Linked DNA regions of Mus musculus: region 2 is linked to region 1. The links are chromatin loops, found by intact Hi-C in ENCODE. Cell type or tissue: heart. All regions are shown on one strand. Links, peaks and the distances in the headings refer to the core of each region. The heading gives the core; the rest is flanking DNA. Region 1 holds the start of Sec61a1 (Sec61 alpha 1 subunit (S. cerevisiae)). Region 2 holds the start of Ruvbl1 (RuvB-like protein 1).

The links. Peaks named below come from ENCODE experiments on the same cell type or tissue, not always from the same donor. Only the 100,000 strongest peaks of a DNase experiment are listed, where the experiment ranks them.
Region 2: a loop joins it to region 1, with 2.2 times the contacts of the local background. A loop is called at or near these places in 6 of 42 quality-filtered maps.

The regions. Positions count from the first base shown.
Region 1 is chr6:88,515,917-88,524,823 of GRCm38, forward strand. Sec61a1 (Sec61 alpha 1 subunit (S. cerevisiae)) reads right to left here and starts at 2,884. Exons shown (of 12, transcript NM_016906.4): 1 at 2,770-2,884; 2 at 2,455-2,522. The coding sequence starts at 2,776. In heart, for the core only: a CTCF peak has its summit at 3,120; a DNase peak (open chromatin) is centred at 2,995; H3K4me3 peaks cover 3,615 bases; H3K27ac peaks cover 2,885 bases.
Region 2 is chr6:88,460,192-88,469,397 of GRCm38, forward strand. Ruvbl1 (RuvB-like protein 1) reads left to right here and starts at 5,218. Exons shown (of 11, transcript NM_019685.3): 1 at 5,218-5,477; 2 at 7,375-7,461. The coding sequence starts at 5,337. In heart, for the core only: no CTCF peak of the experiment used is centred there; a DNase peak (open chromatin) is centred at 5,200; H3K4me3 peaks cover 1,843 bases; H3K27ac peaks cover 1,217 bases.

The DNA of each region.
Region 1 (8,907 bases), core at 1-5,000:
CCGTCATCCCTTCCCAGGTATAGGTCTGATGGTGAACCTTGACTGTCAACTTCATAGGATTCAGAATCACCAGGGAAGTAAACAGCTCAGGTCTGACTGTGGTGGAGTTTCTGGACTGAGTTAATGAAAGTGGGAAGACCCAGCTTAAATGTGGGAGGCAGCAAGCCACCCGCTGGGATCCAGAGCTGAATGAAAAGGAGAGTGACCTGAGCACCAGTGCTCGTGTCCCTGCTTCCTGACAGGGAGTGCAGTCTGACCAACGCGCCTCACGTCCTCGCTGTCGCAAACAGTGGGCCCAAACACAAGCCTTCCTTCCTTCCATTTCTTTTGTCAGGAAAGCTGTCACAACAATCAGAAAGGTAACAAACCGAGCAAGTTAAACAGTCAACACAAATCACTTTACTCTCTAGCCTGATCAGAAACCTCTGGGCTCCTCCTGTGCAAGAGAGCTCTGTCACTAGGTAGGGAGAGCACCTTAGGAGTGCCTGACCCAACACCACACAGGCTGAGACAGGTCTGACAGACAGCTAAAGACCTACGATGTTAAGTGAATGTAAAGCCAAAAAGAAAAAAAAAGAAAGAAAGAAAGAAAGAAAGAAAGAAAGAAAGAAAGAAAGAGAAAGAAACCAAGAAAGGAAGAAAGAAAGAAAGAAAGAGAGAGAGAGAGAGAGAGAGAGAGAGAGAAAGAAAGAAACCAAGGAAGGAAGGAAAGAAGGAAGGAAGGACAGACGGGGAAGCAGGCGGGTGGGCTCCAACAAGCACTGGCTCGTGCAAACTGTCAGGTCAGAACCTGAAGTCCTCTGGGTCTAGTCACTCCTGGAAAGACACAGAATTGGACCCCATGGGTGGTGTGAATTTGAAGTTCAGACCCTGCAGAGGCAGCTGGGGAGCTCACATTCCTCCTCTTTCTCTCAAGAACACAGCCTTTCCAACGTGCCATCTTATCACACAAGAACTCAGCACCTAACGAGGGGGAAGCAACACCATTCCACAGGAATCAGAGGCAAGCAGTGGAGTGAATGTGTACACGGACTATCTACTGTGCTGATGATGGACACCAGACACAGGGCCTCATGCCTGCCGCTAGCCACTTTCCCAGCCCAGGTAATGAAACTGTTAGAAAACAAAAAGGATACACATTTTTCAAGACTACTTTAAATGAGCAAGCCTCGTCTCCTGGTCAATTTAAAAGCAAAACATCCAAAGCTTTTCATCTAAGTCCTAAATCATCTGCCTCTGAAGCAGCTGCAAACTCACACTCATTCAGTACCATGATTTGCCCCCTTTCCTGCACGGCTCCCAAGTCACACTCCAGGCCCCTCCCCTACTGCCAAGGCCACTTATCTGCCCACCTGACTCACCGGAACCTTTACATTTACAACCTACCTACCATCCACAGGCACTATATTATATATTTCCCATCTCCCTTGTTCTGCCAGGCCAAGGTCACAGGTCTATGAAGAAAGAATGTAAAGCGTGGGACTTGGGTTTCTTGGCCCTCGAGCCAGAATCTCTGCACTGAGGTGGAACAGATAAAGTTCTGAACATCATCCTGGCAAAGGCAGCAAGGGTACTGCAAGGCATTTGCATAGAACTATGGAAAGTAAAAACTAAATTAGAAGCACAAAGTATCCATGTGAATGCCAACTACAAATGCCAGATGTGAATATATGACAGTCTGAAAAAAAAAAAAAAACCCAAAATACCAAAAAAAACAAAACAAAACAAAAAAAACCCCAAAACCAAAACCAAAAAAAACACCAAAAACCAAACCAGGAACACAAAGTAGATTTACTGTTTTCTGAGCCCATGGGCCTGGACTTTCCTTCACCGGGCACTCTCACACTAGGAACATTTATTCTTGGGCCGAAGCTGCCTGCCACAGAAATTCTGATTAAGATTCACATTAAGCATTAAGGTGCTACAGTTCTCTCCTTCCTTGTTTTAGAGCACCTGCTGTCAATGGCAGCAGACTTCACTAGTGCATGTAAACTCGATGCTGGGGCAGCATACATTCAAATAAAAACCACAAACACGTTCATATCGATTACACGACTCGATTTTTCCTTTGGAAACCAGATACCGAAGTCACCTCCCACACGAAACAAACACCCCATCATCTGCTCCTGCTGGAGGTGAAGAACGGAGGGTAACTCAATCTGGGATCCTAACTGAGGTCTTAATCAATCACTGCTCAGACCCACTTTCGGACTAGGCAAACCTGAGGCTTTGTTAACCACTATCCACTAAAGATGCTCCTAACGAGACAAGGTGTTGGGAGAATTCCCACACAACCGGGTCACCTTTCAACGGCTCCCGTGAGTATCCCAGCACACACAGCTACACTCCAGAGGGGCAGTTTTCACTCGGTGTGCTGAGGCCATTTTTAATTGTACTGTAAACTCCCAGCGCCCAATTTTGCAAGTCTTCTTTGACCACCATCTGGGGACTTACCTTTCTCTCTGGCTTCTGAATTTCCGGCAAGATGACACAGAATGGCTTGATGACTTCCAGAAATTTGACTTTGATGGAAGAAACAGAAAGAGAAGGAGTTAGGTACGGAGTAACTTGAGGGCACCTGAGGGAGCCCGGCACGATGAGAGCCGGGCGTGGGCGTGCGGGGACCCAGAAGGCTCGGTCTAGGGGCGCGGGAACGAGTCCCCCAGGCAGGCCGCGTTCCGCCAGGATCGGGAAGCACGGCGGGCGAGCGCCCAAACGGGGAAAGGCGACGCATCCTGGCTGCGCCGGGGTGGCCCCCAGGAAACTCACTCGCCATGGCGGCGGCTGATCCGACTACACGCCCGGCCCCGACTGCGCTCCACTTCGAGTGAGGAGGCGCTGCTAGCTCCGGAGCGCGCTTCCTCGACCGAGAGACACGTCAGTGATAGCCCGGCGGCGAGCGGCGCGGCGAGGCGGGGCCGGGGATGGGCCACCGGCCGCTTCCGCTTCCTGCCACGCGCGCCCGCCGCGCCGCCTGCGCCAAGACCACAACTCCCGGCATGCAGCAGGAGCAGAGAGGCTGTCGGGAAGACGACTGTCGGGCCACACCGGAACTGGGCGTGTGCAGCTGCGCAGACTCTCCCGGAAGTGAGGGCCAAATCAGCCCTTGTTACTAGTGGACGCTTCGTGGTGGTGTTGGCCCTACGAAGCAGGCGATTCGGCTTTCCGTGTCGGTGGCCCTCAGTACCAGTGATAGCATGTCGCGACCCAGTAGGCCTCAGCTGCTGCTCGTCACGCACGACAGAGCAGCAGTGTGCTGAATCCTACCCTGCATGGCTTACCCTACCCTACAATACCCTCCTGGGTGCTGTAGGCTGCCTCCAAGGATGTCTGAGCTCATGCATTTGAGGACGTTCGGCAAAGGCCGGGTCTGGCGGCTCTGGGTGGGCTTTGGCGCAGCGCATTCCAAGAAGGCCTTTGGAACTGGAGAGTTAGGAGAGATGAAGAAACCGAGCCAAGCCTTGCAGCCCCATATCTTCAGGGAAAAGAATACATCTGGGCTGGAGGAAAGGGTGTGCGAAGGGGACTGGGCAAGGTGGGGCAACATGAAACTTACTCTTTAGTGGGATCTCTGATCTCAGTGCTGTGTGCTGTCTGAAATCGACTTCTTGCTGTGCACCCTGAGTGCTGAGTTTCATGCAGCCAAGTCCTGACTTCAACGGAGAGGTTTGCTGTGGCCACGTCCTTAGAAACATTCTAGACAGCCAGCCCCATGTCATTGATAGGACATTTATATTTAATTTGGCATTAAGTTGCATGTGCGTACACAAATATAGATGGGTTTAGGGGAAAGCACTAAGTCAATATACTTAGCACAATGTGAGGTTTTTGTTTTCGATTCTTTAAGCTAGGTCTCTAGGTAGCCCTCGATACCACTATGTAGACTAGGCTGGCTTCAGATTCACAGAGATCCCACCTGACTGCTCTGAGTGCTGGGACTAGCCGTGCATGTGCCACCACAGCAGGCCACAATGTGAGGTTTTTGAAACAGAGGTGCAGTGTTTTTGCATGTACACATTTTAAAGATTTAATTATTAAATATTAGAGACAGATGCCTAAAGAGACAATAAAATCTAAATGAAGTTTTGATTAAGTATTTCTTTGAGATTTATTTTTATTGTTTCTGTGCTCACGTAAGTATGATAACAGGTGCCCTTTGAAGGTAGAAGAGGGAGCCACCTGTCATGGGTATTGAGAACTGAACTCAGGTCCTCTGGAAGAAAAGCAAGCGATCTTAACCGCTGAGCCATCTCTCTGAACCCCTGACAATGGTATTTTAAAATGCAATAAACATGAATTGTCTTAGTCTTCAGGACAATGAAGAAGTTAAAATAGTAATGGATTCCAGACCTCCACTTGGTTTGATACTCACAAAATCTGTATTTTACAAAACGAAGTTCTGGAATAAAAATTGGAGCATCTTATGTTGGCATAGGCTATAAAAAGTTGAGTACAAAAGTTTTGTTGAAAAGTGAAAGTAGGTGGCCAGAGAGGTGGCTCAGCAGTTAGGACGACCCAGGTTCAAGTCCCAGCACACACACTCAGCACAGCTCACAGCCGTCTGTAATTTCTTCTTTTCTTTTTTAAAGGTTTATTTACTTAATATATATAATGAGTATGGGCATCAGATCTCATTATGGATGGTTGTGAGCCACCATGTGGTTGTTGGACCTTTGGAAGAGCAGTCAGCGCTCTTACCTGCTGAGCCATCTCTCCAGGCCCCACACCTCCATCCCCCCAATCCCCATCGGTAACTTCAGTTCCAGGTGATCTGACACCTCACACAGTTATACACAGAGGCAGAACACCAATGCACATAAGATTTAAAAAGAAGAAAAGTGAGAGTAGAGCTGAGACTAACTCGCGTGTCGGCAAACTCCTTGTCTGATGTGTGAGGTCCCAGGCTCAGTGCTCCCAAACATAACACCTACCACAAAGATTACATTGCTACACGTTTGTATGTCTCTTCAACATACTATTAAAGCTTGTGGGTCGAGTGACGTTTTAATCATCAATGAGGAGAAAATCTAAGAACATAAGTTTCATACATCAAATATTTCACGAACAAAGACTCCCTAAGTCTGACCTGGTGACTTAGGCCTGTAGTCCCAGGGTGAGGGAAGAGGGTCAGTAGTTGAAGGACAGCCTGGGCTATAAGACACTGTCTCCAAACAAAACCTGTAAACAAGAAAGAGTTCCCAATATGTTACTATGGGAAGGAAAAGACAGGCCAGGGCCAGTGAGCTGTCCCCAGGCAGACCTGAAGTGTCCCCATACAGCCTGATGTCTGAATTCAATCCTGGAACCCACACAAGGGGAGGAGGAGAAAGAAAACCAGCTCCAAAGAGCTGTCCTCGGACCCCCACGTGTGCACACCCGAAGCCCTGATCCCCTCAGACCCCCACGTGTGCACACCCGAAGCCCTGATCCCCTCAGAGCCCCACGTGTGCACACCCGAAGCCCTGATCCCCTCAGAGCCCCACGTGTGCACACCCGAAGCCCTGATCCCCTCAGACCCCCACGTGTGCACACCCGAAGCCCTGATCCCCACATCACAGAGTTGTCCTCGGACCCCGACGTGTGCACACCCAAAGCCCTGATCCCCACATCCAGCTCCACAGAGTTTTCCTTGGACCTCCACGTGTGCACACCTGAAGCCCTGACTCCACATCACAGGGCTGTCTTCAGACCTCCACGAGTGCACACCCAAAGCCCTGATCCCCACATCACAGAGTTGTCCTCGGACCTCCACATGTGCACACCCAAAGCCCTGATCCCCACATCCAGCTCCACAGAGTTTTCCTTGGACCTCCACGTGTGCACACCTGAAGCCCTGACTCCACATCACAGGGCTGTCTTCAGACCTCCACGAGTGCACACCCAAAGCCCTGACCCCCCACATCACAGAGTTGTCCTCGGACCCCCACATGTGCACACCCAAAGCCCTGATCCCCTCGGACCTCATCCTGCCGCTGGGTCTCCTCTCCACTTTGCTTCATCACCTCCCAGCCTTGTCTTGGAACACGCGTGTCCCGCTCAGCTCCTGAAGCTTGGCACAGATGTTACCACCTACACCTAGCCTCCCTCACACCACTAAGTTGGGACCAGTTTCCTTATGCCATCTGCTTCTTTGGCTGATGTAACCTGAGCCAACTCATGGAGCACGATTACTTTGTTAAAATTACCTACTGGTGGGCTGGAGAGATGGTTCTGTGGTTCAGAGCACTTACTGCTTTTATAGAGGACCTTGGTTAGGTTCCCAGCACCAACATAAGACAGTTCACAACTGCCTCTAATTCCAGCTCTAGGAGATATGACATCCTTTTAGCCTGTGTGGGCACATGCACAGGCAAATAATTAAAAACAAAAGCTCAAAGCCAGATGTGGTGGTGCATGCTTTTAGTCCCAGCACCCAGGAGGCAGGGACAGGAGGATCTCAGTTTAAGGCCAGTCTGGTCTATGTAGTGAAGTCCAGGTCAGCCAGTGCTAACCAGTGAGAGCCTGTCTCAAACAGCAACAAACCTCACATGAACATCTCCATCCACTCTCAAGACAGCAGTGGGAACTCCAGGCTTTCCTTTTCCATCAGCAGCTTCATGGCTTCCTGATCCAATAAATTAAAACTAAAGTCCTTGCATCTCTGCCTACCGAGCCTGTGCCTGGGCAAATTTCCTCTACAGATAAATCTACAACCTGCTCTCCTCCCTGGCTCTTTGAGCTGATAGTGGGCAGTTAGATCTGCTGAAGTCCACTCAGCCTCCAATGGCTCATGACACTGCACAGTGTCACCCTGCGCTTGCCTGTCATGCTGTTCTGTCAGAGCTACTGTAGCTGTTCTCAATAGGAGTCTTGCTCACCAGGTTGACAGTACTGGGAAGCAGTGACACCTTTAAGAGGTGGAGCCTAGTAGGTCTTTGGGGGGGGGGGGGGAGGAAGCCCTTGAAGGAAGTTGTGGGATCCTTGTGCCTTCTTTGTTTCTCGTCTCCTGGGTATGAGATAAGTGGATTTTGTTCTGCCGACTAGCCTAAAGAACCTGTAGCATGGACCATAAGCCAAACTAAACAACTTCTTTCCTTCTTCCTCTTCCTCTTCCTCTTCCTCCTCTTCCTCTTCTTCTTCGTCCTCCTCCTTCTCTTCCTCCTCTTCGTTTTCTTCTTCTTCTTTGTCTTCATCTTTTTTTTGAGACAGTGTTTCTCTGTGTATTCCTGGCTTCCTGGAACTCACTCTGTAGACCAGGCTGGCCTCGAACTCAGAAATCCACCTGCCTCTGCCTCCCAAATGCTGGAACTAAAAGCATGTGCCACCACTGCCTAGCCTAAACCCGTTCTTTTTATAAGCTCTTGACCTTGGGTATTTTTTTACAGTGGCAAGGCTACTAGTGACTCTGGATCTTTCCTCTTTGAGTATTAACTCATGTTTTCACCTGTTGGGCTTTGTAAGTACTGTTGACTAGGTTACCTCTCTGTTCTTGGCAGTCTCTACCATCCCTCCCAATGTAGTGAAAAGTCTAAGGGGTCTTGTCCCTGTGTCTTCTAGATTTTCTCTTGCTTCTCCAGCTCCTGTCTGGACTGGCTCTTTAGGTCTGCAGGCCACCTCTTAGCCTGGGTTTTCATCATTAAGGATGCCTCTTCACTTTCACGGGACATTGCACGCTCCATTTCTTGGGAGCCCCATTGCTTTTGTGAGTCACTTTCCCCAGCAGTGTCTAAGGGTGGTGTTTGGGAGAGAAACTTTCTCAGTGGGGTGTGGGTCCAGTGGCTGTGGAGGATGTGAGTTGGAGTGACTATCCCATAGCATTTGAGACTGTCATCCACTATAGAGTTTTTCTGCAGCTGAGGGATCTGGATCCATTCTGACCATTGGCTCTTTGTGCAATCTTCAGTGGAGCCTGGGTAGGTGGCGTGCAGGTTGACAGTCATCTGGGAGCTGAGTTGGAAAAAGACCCGAGTTCCCTTTCTACCCTTAGACTCTTCATAGTGTCGCCCAAGGGTCCTGAATGCCCCATCAGACTGCCCTGGTTTTTTTTTTTTTTTTTTTTTTTCCTCCAGATACAAGGCTACCTGCAGACGGTATGTGGAATACCCTGTTGCATTTGCCCTTTGGAAAAGCAGAGAATAATAATGTCTTAGAATAAGTGTAACATTTGAGATAGCCTCATACCAAACACATTATCTGTTCCTTGTTTAAATTTCAAATTCAGTTTGGTATCCTAGCTGTGTTTTAATTTATTTTAAATCTGCTGTCCCCACCCAGATGGCTCCCTCCTTTTCCTTGCTAGGGAGGGTCAGTCACTCAATTGTGAGAGGTGTGGGAGGCATCTTTGTTTAACTGCTATAGTGAGTTTGACTTCCAGCCCAGATTTGGCGCAGCATGGAGGTACTGCCATCCTCCAAGGTCTTACAGACCCAGTGTTCTGCTTCTGGCCTTCCCCACCCTGCTTCAGAGGTCCTGGTAGTACACCCCACTTTGCAAGCAATTGACAAATAGGAAGACGGACAGCCGGGTGTGGTGGCACACGCCTGTAATCCCAGCACTTGGGAGGCAGAGGCAGGCGGATTTCTGAGTTCGAGGCCAGCCTGGTCTACAAGGTGAGTTTCAGGACAGCCAGGACTACACAGAGAACCCCTGCCTTGAAAAACAACAACAACAACAAAAAAAAAACAAAACAAAAAACAAAAAAAAACAAAAAAAGAAGAAGAAGACGAAGAAGAAGAAAAAAAGAAAAAAGGAAGACAGGTTTACTTCATGTCCAGCAGTGCCTTAGGATTTTACTGCTATGAACAGACACCATTACCAAGGCAACTCTTATAAGGACAACATTTAATTGGGGCTGGCTTACAGATTCAGAGATTCAGTCCATTATCATCAAGGGAGGAACATGGCAGCATCCAGGCAGGCATGGTTCAG
Region 2 (9,206 bases), core at 2,242-7,241, 53 kb before region 1:
AAAGGGTTTATTTCATACTGCTGTTTATCACCAAGGAAGTCAGGACTGGAACTCAAGCAGGTCAGGAAGCAGGAGCTGATGCAGAGGCCATGGAGGGATGTTCTTTACTGGCTTGCTTCCCCTGGCTTGCTCAGCCTACTCTCTTATAGAACCAAGACTACCAGCCCAGAGATGGTTCCACCCACAAGGGGCCTTTCCCCCTTGATCACTAATTGAGAAAATGCCTTACAGTTGTATCTCATGGAGGCATTTCCTCAATTGAAGCTCCTTTCTCTGTGATAAATCCAGCTGTGTCAAGTTGACACAAAACTAGCCAGTACATTGGCCTAGTTAGGGTTTCTATTGCTGTGATAGAGAGATGGCTCAGCAGTTAAAAGCACTGGCTGCTCTTCCAAAGGACCTGGGTTCAATTCCCAGCACCCACATGGCAGCTTACAACCGTCTGTAACTCTAGTTCCAGGGGATCTGACACCTTTACACCGAAGCATAAAGAACAAACAAACAAACAAACAAAACCCACCATGATAAAAACAACTAGGGGAGGAAAGGATTTATTTCAGCTTATAGATTGCACATCACAGTCCACCACTGAAGGAAGTCAGGGCAGAAACTCAAGTAGTACAGAAACTTAGAGGCAGGAACTGACGCAGACCATAGATGAAGCTGCTTGCTCTCTTGCTCTCCATGGCTTGTCTGGCCTGCTTTCATACACATCCCAGGACCACCTGCCAAGGAGGCAGCACCCTGTCCCCCCCAAACACAGTAGGCTGGGCCCTCCCATACCAATCACTAAGAAAATACACTACAGACTTGCCTACAGATAAATCTTACAGAGGCTTTTCTCTTCCCAAGTAGCTATTATTATTATTATTATTATTATTATTATTATTATTATTATTATTTGGGTTTTTTTCAAGACAGGGTTTCTCTGTATAGCTCTGGCTGTCCTGGAACTCACTTTGTAGACCAGGCTGGTCTCGAACTCAGAAATCTGCCTGCCTCTGCCTCCAGAATGCTGAGATTAAAGGCATGTACCACCACACCTGGCCCCAAGTAGCTCTTAACTTGTGTCAAGTTGCCAATAAACTAGCCAAGACAGTATTGGATCCTTGGAGCTGGAGCTACAGGCAACTACAAGCTGCTTCACATGGGTGCTGGGATCTGAACTTAAGTTCTCTGCAAGAGTAGCCAGATATCTTAGCAGTTGAGCCATCTCTGGGTCTCCCTGTCCACACACTCTGGGCAAGGCCTACCGTCCTCAACCTCACTTTACTTGCTGTAAGATGGTTTGCTTCTGAAAGAGTCACAGCCATCAGTCAGGTTTGCACACAGGCACCATCTCCTCCCTGATGCCTTCCTTCCCAGGCTCTGAGGCTGCTCCAGGTGCCCACTCTGGGCTTGCATACCACCAGGGGATTTGTTCTTACACATTTGTTGAATGTTCTCCAACTCCTTGTCAGCTCATTGTCTTAGTTAGGGTTTTACTGCTGGGAAGACACATCATGACCACAGCAACTCTTATGAAGGAAAATGTTTAATTGGGGCTGTGTTTTACTTAGGGTTTCCATTGCCGTGAAGAGACACCACGACCAAGGCAATGCTTTTGTTTTTTTTTTTGTTTTTTTTTTTTTGTTTTTGTTTGTTTGTTTGTTTGTTTGAGACAGGGTTTCTCTGTGTAGCCCTGGCTGTCCTGGAGCTCACTCTGTAGACCAGGCTGGCTTCAAACTCAGAAATCTGCTTGCTTCTGCCTCCCAAGTGCTGGGATTAAAGGCGTGCACCACCATGCCCTGCTCCAAGGCAACTCTTATAAAGGAGAACTTTTCATTGTAGCTAGCTTACAGGTTCAGTCCATTATTAAGGCAGGAAGCATGCAGTATCCAGGCAGGCATAGCATGGGAGGAGCTGAGAGTTCTATATCTTGTTCCAAAGGCAAATAGAAGACTGGCTTCCAGGCAGCTAGGAAGAGGGTCTCAAAGCTCACACCCACATTTACACACTTCCTCCAACAAGGCCACATTTCCTAATAGTGCCCCTCTCTGGTCCAAGCATATTCAAACCACCATAGGCTGGCTTACAGTTCAAAGGTTTAGTCTATTATTATCATGGCAAACAACATGGTGGCATGCAGGCCGAGATGGTGCTGGAGAGGTAGCTCAGAGCGCTACATGTTGATGGGCAGGCAGGAGGCAGAGCACCGACAAGCTTCTGAGACTTCAAAAGCTCACCCCACAGTGGTGTTCTTCCTCCAGCAAAGCCATACCGACTCCAACAAGGCCTCCTAGTAATGCCACTCCCTATAGATCAAGCTTTCAAATGTAAGAGTCTATGGGGGGCATTCCTATTCAAACCACCACACTCATCAAAGCTATTTCCTACCTGTTTCTGAGTGCACTATAGTGTCTGGTCACACTGTTGCTAACAACTGCTTATTGAATGGATGGAGGTACAGTTGTGCGGGTAAACAATATATCACTATGGAACCCATCAGAACATACTTTCTGGCTTATTGTCTCCCCTGAGGTGTGGGATTAGATGAATATGACACAGGATTTCAAGCCTGAAGTTCCAGTTCTGATGATGTGTTGTGTATTCTTGCTTGGGCCAGTCCTTGGATTTCTCTAGCCTGTAGATTTTTGTTTTATGGTGTTAGGAGGTGACCTCACCACAACCAATAAGATGGCCGAGTCCTTCTACTCTGCCCAGATAGAAATCCTGGGTAGGTGCAAAGTTCTTCAATGCTGGTAGTCTCAAACTCTTGAGAGCCACAGCCCATGGGCCAGACTGGCAGACCAAGAGGCTTACACCTTCAGTTCTGAGAGCCAGGGGCCTGTTGCTCCAGGCTGTAGAAGCCAGAGGCTTCCAGCTCTGGGTACTCAGGTTGGCAGCTCATCACTCTTGGTTTAAATTACCTGTGGCCCCTGTACATAGCAACTGTTGTTATACACAGCTTCTAGCAGGAAGTGATGCCTGCTAGCTTTACAGTTTCTAAGTAGGTCAAGTGTTGGGACCCTCAACTCTTACAGTGTCTGGTGTAATAAATGTTGACCCTTAAAACTTAAAGCTCCAGGCTGGAGAGATGGCTCAGCGGTTTAGAGCACTGACTGCTCTTCTGAAGGTCCTGAGTTCAAATCCCAGCAACCACATGGTGGCTCACAACCATCACAAACATCAGTACAGCTACAATGTACTCATATACATTAGATAGATAGATAGATAGATAGATAGATAGATAGATAGATAGATAGACAGATCCATCTTAAAAAAGAACTTAAAGATCCCTGGGCTGGAGAGATGACTCTGCAGTTAGAAGCACTGGTGTTCTTACAGAGGACTCAAATTCAAATCCCAACACGCATATGGTGGCTCACAACCATGAGTAACTTCAGTTCTAGAGGATCTGACATCCTCTTCTGATGTCCTTAGGCACTGCCTGGTATATTTATACTTGCAGGAAAAACACCCACACAGATAAATAAAATAATAAAATAAAAAGACTTGCCAGGCAGTGGTGGCACATGCCTTTAATCCCAGCACTTGGAAGGCAGAGGCAGGAGGACTTCTGAGTTCGAGGCCAGCCTGGTCTACAGCGTGAGTTCCAGGACAGCCAGGGCTACACAGAGAAATCCTGTCTTGAAAAACCAAAAATAAAAATAAAAATAAATTTAAAAAATTTAAAAAGACTTGGCACTCCTTGGAACTTGTCTAGCAATCCCTGCCTCTGGCTTCTCTGCTGCCAGTCACATGCCATTTCTGCTTCCAGTCTAGAAACTCTCTATTTTTACTCTGTCTTTATTTTACTCTAGAACTCTCTAGCTGCCTTTCATCACAGTCTTCACTGCTACAGTCTCTAGGCTTGTCTTCTTCATATTACCGGCTCAGCCCACAATACTATTAATATAGGTGGAAAGACTGAGAAATCAAACAATGGGCCTAAAGTTGCACCACAGCTACACATTGCACAGCACAGGAAGGTGTCTCCTGGCTGACTTAAAAGTGAGGAAAGTGAGGGACACAGGAGGCAGAGGCAGGTGGATTTCTGAGTTTGAGGCCAGTCTGGTCTACAGAGTGAGTTCCAGGACACCCAGGGCTATACAGAGAAACACTGTCTCGAGAAAAAAAAAGTGAGGGACACCTGCTTAGAGAGCCAGAATGTTGAGAGAGTAAGCAAGAGTGTTTGCCGTCCTTAGTATAGCCCTTCTTGAAAATGAAGCATTAAATTTGGACTATGGCAAGGTGGATTGTGAAAACAAACTACCATATTTGCACCAATATCAGAGCCGTTGATTATTCAAATGAAGGACCATAGTTTCACCATTCACAGGCAGCTTTTGTTCACCTACCTGGAGACTTGCACCCACTCCAGACTGATGAAAATATCTGGTCAGAGTATGGTGGTAGCACCTTTAATGCCAGCAACTCAGGAGGCAGAGACAGGTGGGGGCCCTGGAGTTTTAGGCCAGGCAAGGCTACACAAACACATCTTCTCTTTTCCTTCCTTCCTTTTTTTCCTTTAAGGGTTTTTTTTTTTTTTTGTTTGTTTGTTTGTTTGTTTTTTTTTTTTTTTTTCCGAGACAGGGTTTCTCTGTATAGCCCTGGCTGTCCTGGAACTCACTCTGTAGACCAGGCTGGCCTCGAACTCAGAAATCTGCCTGCCTCTGCCTCCCGAGTGCTGGGATTAAAGGCGTGCGCCACCACCGCCGAGTTTCTTTAAGGTTCTTATTGGGCATATGATGACCAGAATTATGGCATGAAGTGTTTGAAAAGTTTTGGCTGGAATAGTGCCTTCAGGATCTAGTGTATTCTGGAAAAAAAAAAATGGGAGCAGTGGGGCATTCTCTGGGTGTCTAAATAATTCGGTGAGCACTGGAGAAGTTTGGGCAGCTGCTTTGCTGATGATTCTCTCAGGACATCCAAGCACCTGGAAAAGATTTAACATCTGTCAGTGAAGAAGTTAACTCACCCTGGCACAAATATGTTATTCTAAAGAAAAAAAATAGGCATTAAAAGAGGCATTTATAATTAAAAACCTGTCATTCACATTAATAGTGCTTAAGTACTTAAGCAGTTCTCAGTCAAATGTGGCCAGGGCAGGAAATGTTTGCCCTGGGGGAACTTATCCTGTGACACAGACGGAAGTTACTGGGCGAAACTCAGCAGCCGTGACCAGCGTAGCTTTTAGCCAATAGAAAGCGAAGCCTTCTCGCCTCCCCCAATGACATATTGATAGGGGCGGGTCCAGGAGAGCGGCCTAGTAACGGCCGCGTGGTAACCCAGGCGCCTGGCGTGCGGTAGTTCCTACCACTCCACGCAGGTTGTGTTCCTAGACACTCGGCAAAATGAAGATTGAGGAGGTGAAGAGCACCACGAAGACGCAGCGCATCGCCTCCCACAGCCACGTGAAGGGTCTGGGGCTGGACGAGAGCGGCCTAGCCAAGCAGGCGGCTTCGGGTCTCGTGGGCCAGGAGAACGCGAGAGAGGTGGGCGTGGGGCTTGTGCGCGAGGTGTGGGCGGCGGGACCAGGATCCACTAAGATCTAAGAAGTAAGGATCACACTAGCGAGCAAAGGCTGCATCCTTTGCGGGTCACGGCACGCAAATTAGACCTCACCGGAAACGCAGTGGAAGGCTGTGCGGTTAAGTATAGAATTGACTACGTTTTCAGAGTTGATATGGGTTCTTTGGGCCTGGGAGCTGATCTGTTAAGTGGAGCGGTGAGGACTGTCTGATCTATTCCCCATCCAAGCACTCCAGCTTTTCCAGGTCAGTCTTCCTAAAGTCATGCCAGGTCTTTCTATCGGTTCTGTTTTGCACATGAAGAAGTTAAAGGTGGGTTAGGCCGCTTAACCACCTGCCAGTTTAGCAGTAATGAGGCTGGTATCTCCCTCCCCCTAACCCCCATCAAATCAGTATTCTTCCCATTTCTTCAGCCTCCTCCACTCTGAACTCTGCAGAGGTTCAGTGTCTACAAAAACTTGCTTTTTTACATGTGGTGAAGACTGCTTTCTCAGCCTCTTGCACACAGAAAGTGCCAGCAGCAAAGAGCATCATCTATCCAAAAAGGGAAATGTTTGACCCTAGCATGCTTGCATCTTTTCTTGCAAGCAGGTAGTAGCAGTTTAATGCTTTCTATTGGCCAGGCAGCTTTGAGTCTATTGTTTCTTATTTCATTTCTGTCCATGTGACATTTCTGTGTATGTGACTTCAGAGGCTGCTCTAGACCTGCATCTGCACCCACACCAGCAGCCTCTGGTACTCCATATCTTATCCTTCCTATTCTTTGAATGTTAGCCGGTATTTATTTTTGTTTGTTTTCACGACAGTCTCACTATGTAGCTCTGGCTGTCCTGGGACTCTGTAGACCAGACTGGCCTTGAGTTCACAGGGATCCGACTGCCTCTGCCTCCTGAGTGCTAAGATTAAAGGTGTGGGCCATTACACCTGGCTTCCTTAGCTGATATTTCTTTGTTTCTTTTCCTGTTTGACAAAATGTGCGCAAATGCAGTGCAGTCATGTGACTGCCATGGTGCTCTGGTAGAGGTCAGAGGTTCTTTCCTTCCACTGTGGGATCCAGGGATTGAACTCAGGTCCTCAGGTTTACACTACAAGTGCTTTTCACCCACTGAACCATCTCACCAGCCCTTGCCAATTCTTTTATTGGGTGGATTCATAGCATACATACCCTTTTTGTTTAGATAATGTTGCTGTAGTCAAACTGGCCTGGAATGCACAGCCCTGCAGACTCTGTTAAGTACTAGGTCTGTGCTGGTCCCTGCTTGCCTCAACCTCCCCTTTTCCATTCTGTTCACTATACTTTGGCTGCTGCAGCATGTTGTCGCTTAGACATACCAAACTTATGCTTTGGTTATTTTGAGTTTGCAATTTTTGTCTGAAATGTAGATTTCTTTTTCTTTTTCTTTTTTTTTCAAGACAGGGATTCCCTGTATAGCCCTGGCTGTCCTAGAACTTACTCTGTAGACCAGGCTGGCCTCAAACTCAGAAATCTGCCTGCTGCTGCCTCCCAAGTGCTGGGATTAAAGGCATGTGTCACTACTGCCCGGCTGAAATGTAGACTTCTGCCCAGGGCTTCAAATGTTACATACAATGTATGAGAAAGTCCCCCTCCACCCCCACCCCACCCCCAGCCCTCGGTAGCCACTCAGCGTCTCATTACCCTTCTCTCTTCGTGGCAGCAACTATACGGTGTGAGCTGGAGCACGTGGCTTTGCTACCTCACCTCCACCGCTCCACTCCACAGCACAGCACTGGTATCACAGCTGTCTCGTGTCAAAAGAGTGTGCGAGCTGTGTGGACCAAGCCCTGAGCTGGTTCCACCATTATGCATTTAAGACTGACTGTTTCTTTCTGTTTTGTGCAGGCATGTGGCGTCATTGTAGAATTAATCAAAAGCAAGAAAATGGCTGGAAGAGCTGTCTTGTTGGCGGGGCCTCCTGGAACTGGCAAGGTGTTCATTCATTTTCTCTTTCTCTTTTTTAAGCTACCCAAGACATTGATATTGATGTTTAAGCTCCATTGAATTCATGTCTTAACTAGTCTCTGTCTAGCTGGAATAGTTAAATGAATGGTTTAAAAACCAATGTGCAGTTTTAATACAATTTAGCATATAAAATCTGTGGTCTAAAATTAAAATTACCCTGGCCTACCTCCAGAGCAGAGGTAAAGTCCTTGGAGGGCACTTTAAGAGATGTAGGAAGATTGGCCTTACAGGGAAGGAAAGGACTTTCTAGGCAGGAGACACCGTGTTGGAGATTTTGAGTGGACACCCACTGTGTGTGTGTGTGTGTGTGTGTGTGTGTGTGTGTGTGTGTGTGTGTGTGTGTGTGTTTGTGCATGCTTGTGCACATACTTGCACATATGCACCACAGTGCATGTGTAGAGGTCAGAGGACATCTTTCAGGAGTTGCTTTTCTCCTTCCGTTGTGGTGTCTGGAAATCAGACTCCATGCTTGTGTGGCAAGTGCCTTTACCTACTGAGGCATCTTGCTCACCCCACCCCACCCCACTTTTTTTTTTTGAGGCAGGGTCTCTCTCTCTTGTATCCCAGCCTGGCCTCACACTTGGTGTGTAGCCAGGCTGCCGTTGAACTGCTGCTCATCCTGCTGCTACCTCAAGTGCCAGGATTGTAGGTGTCAGTCACCATGCCTGACCCGGTGGGACACTCACCAGAGTCACCAGAGTACCTAGTGTTCCTCACAGGGGCCGCAGAGACCGGGCACCAGGCTTGTGTGTGCTAAAAATAGGCTCTTGCCTTCTTTCCACACCTCACCCCCCACAGTTCTTAAGTCAGTGGTGAGAGAATAACTAATTCTTACTTTGAAATCATAACTGTTGAATAGATGGTGTGTGGCCCTGGCTGTCCTAGAACTCAATACGCAGATCAGACTGGTTCTGAACACAGAGTTCCACCCCCTGCTTCCTGAGGTAGGATTAAAGACGTGCCACCTGCAGGGCTATCTTTCAGGGTCTTACTGAAAAGGGAAGAGCTGTGTTAGTGAATAGACTGAACCCAGAGGCCTCTAATGACAGCATCTGCTGGTCCACTCCATGGGCCATCTGCTTGTCATAGCTTATGTCTTGCTCTCTGCCTTCCCTCTCTGCCCAGTTGTTTTCCTAAAGTGCATTGGCTGGAAGTCTTTTATAGGCTTGTCTGTGGCAAAGGTCCTGTTCTCCTTGTTTGGTGGTGGTTTGTTTGAGACAAGGTCTCCTGTAGCCCAAGCTTGCCTCAGACATGAAGAACGCTTGTGTTGGGTACAGTACTCTGTCCGTGTTTCTTCCTTGGTTGTTTGTTTAGAAGTTTGGTGTGTTTCCTTTAGCAATTCATTATCCACTCAATACACACACACACACACACACACACACACACACATACCTATTTTTTTCCTGTCTTGATGTGACTTGTGCTTTCTTAAACATCAGTATGCTGTCTCTGATCTGTTCTGGAACATCCTCAGCTCTTCCCTTTGCCCATTTTCTTTGAAGTCGAAGTTGGAATGTGGAATTTCAGCCTACATTTGGCATCCTGGGTGCTAATGGCCAGACGTGATGCTGAACGTCCTTCAGGGCCTTTAATAAGGAGCCATCTTTTCCCACACTGTCAGTTGGACTAAAGTTGAGAAGTGGGAGGAGTAGGACTGACAGACTAGTGTGGTTGGCTCGTCTGTGCCTTATGGCAGGGGAGATGATTCTTTT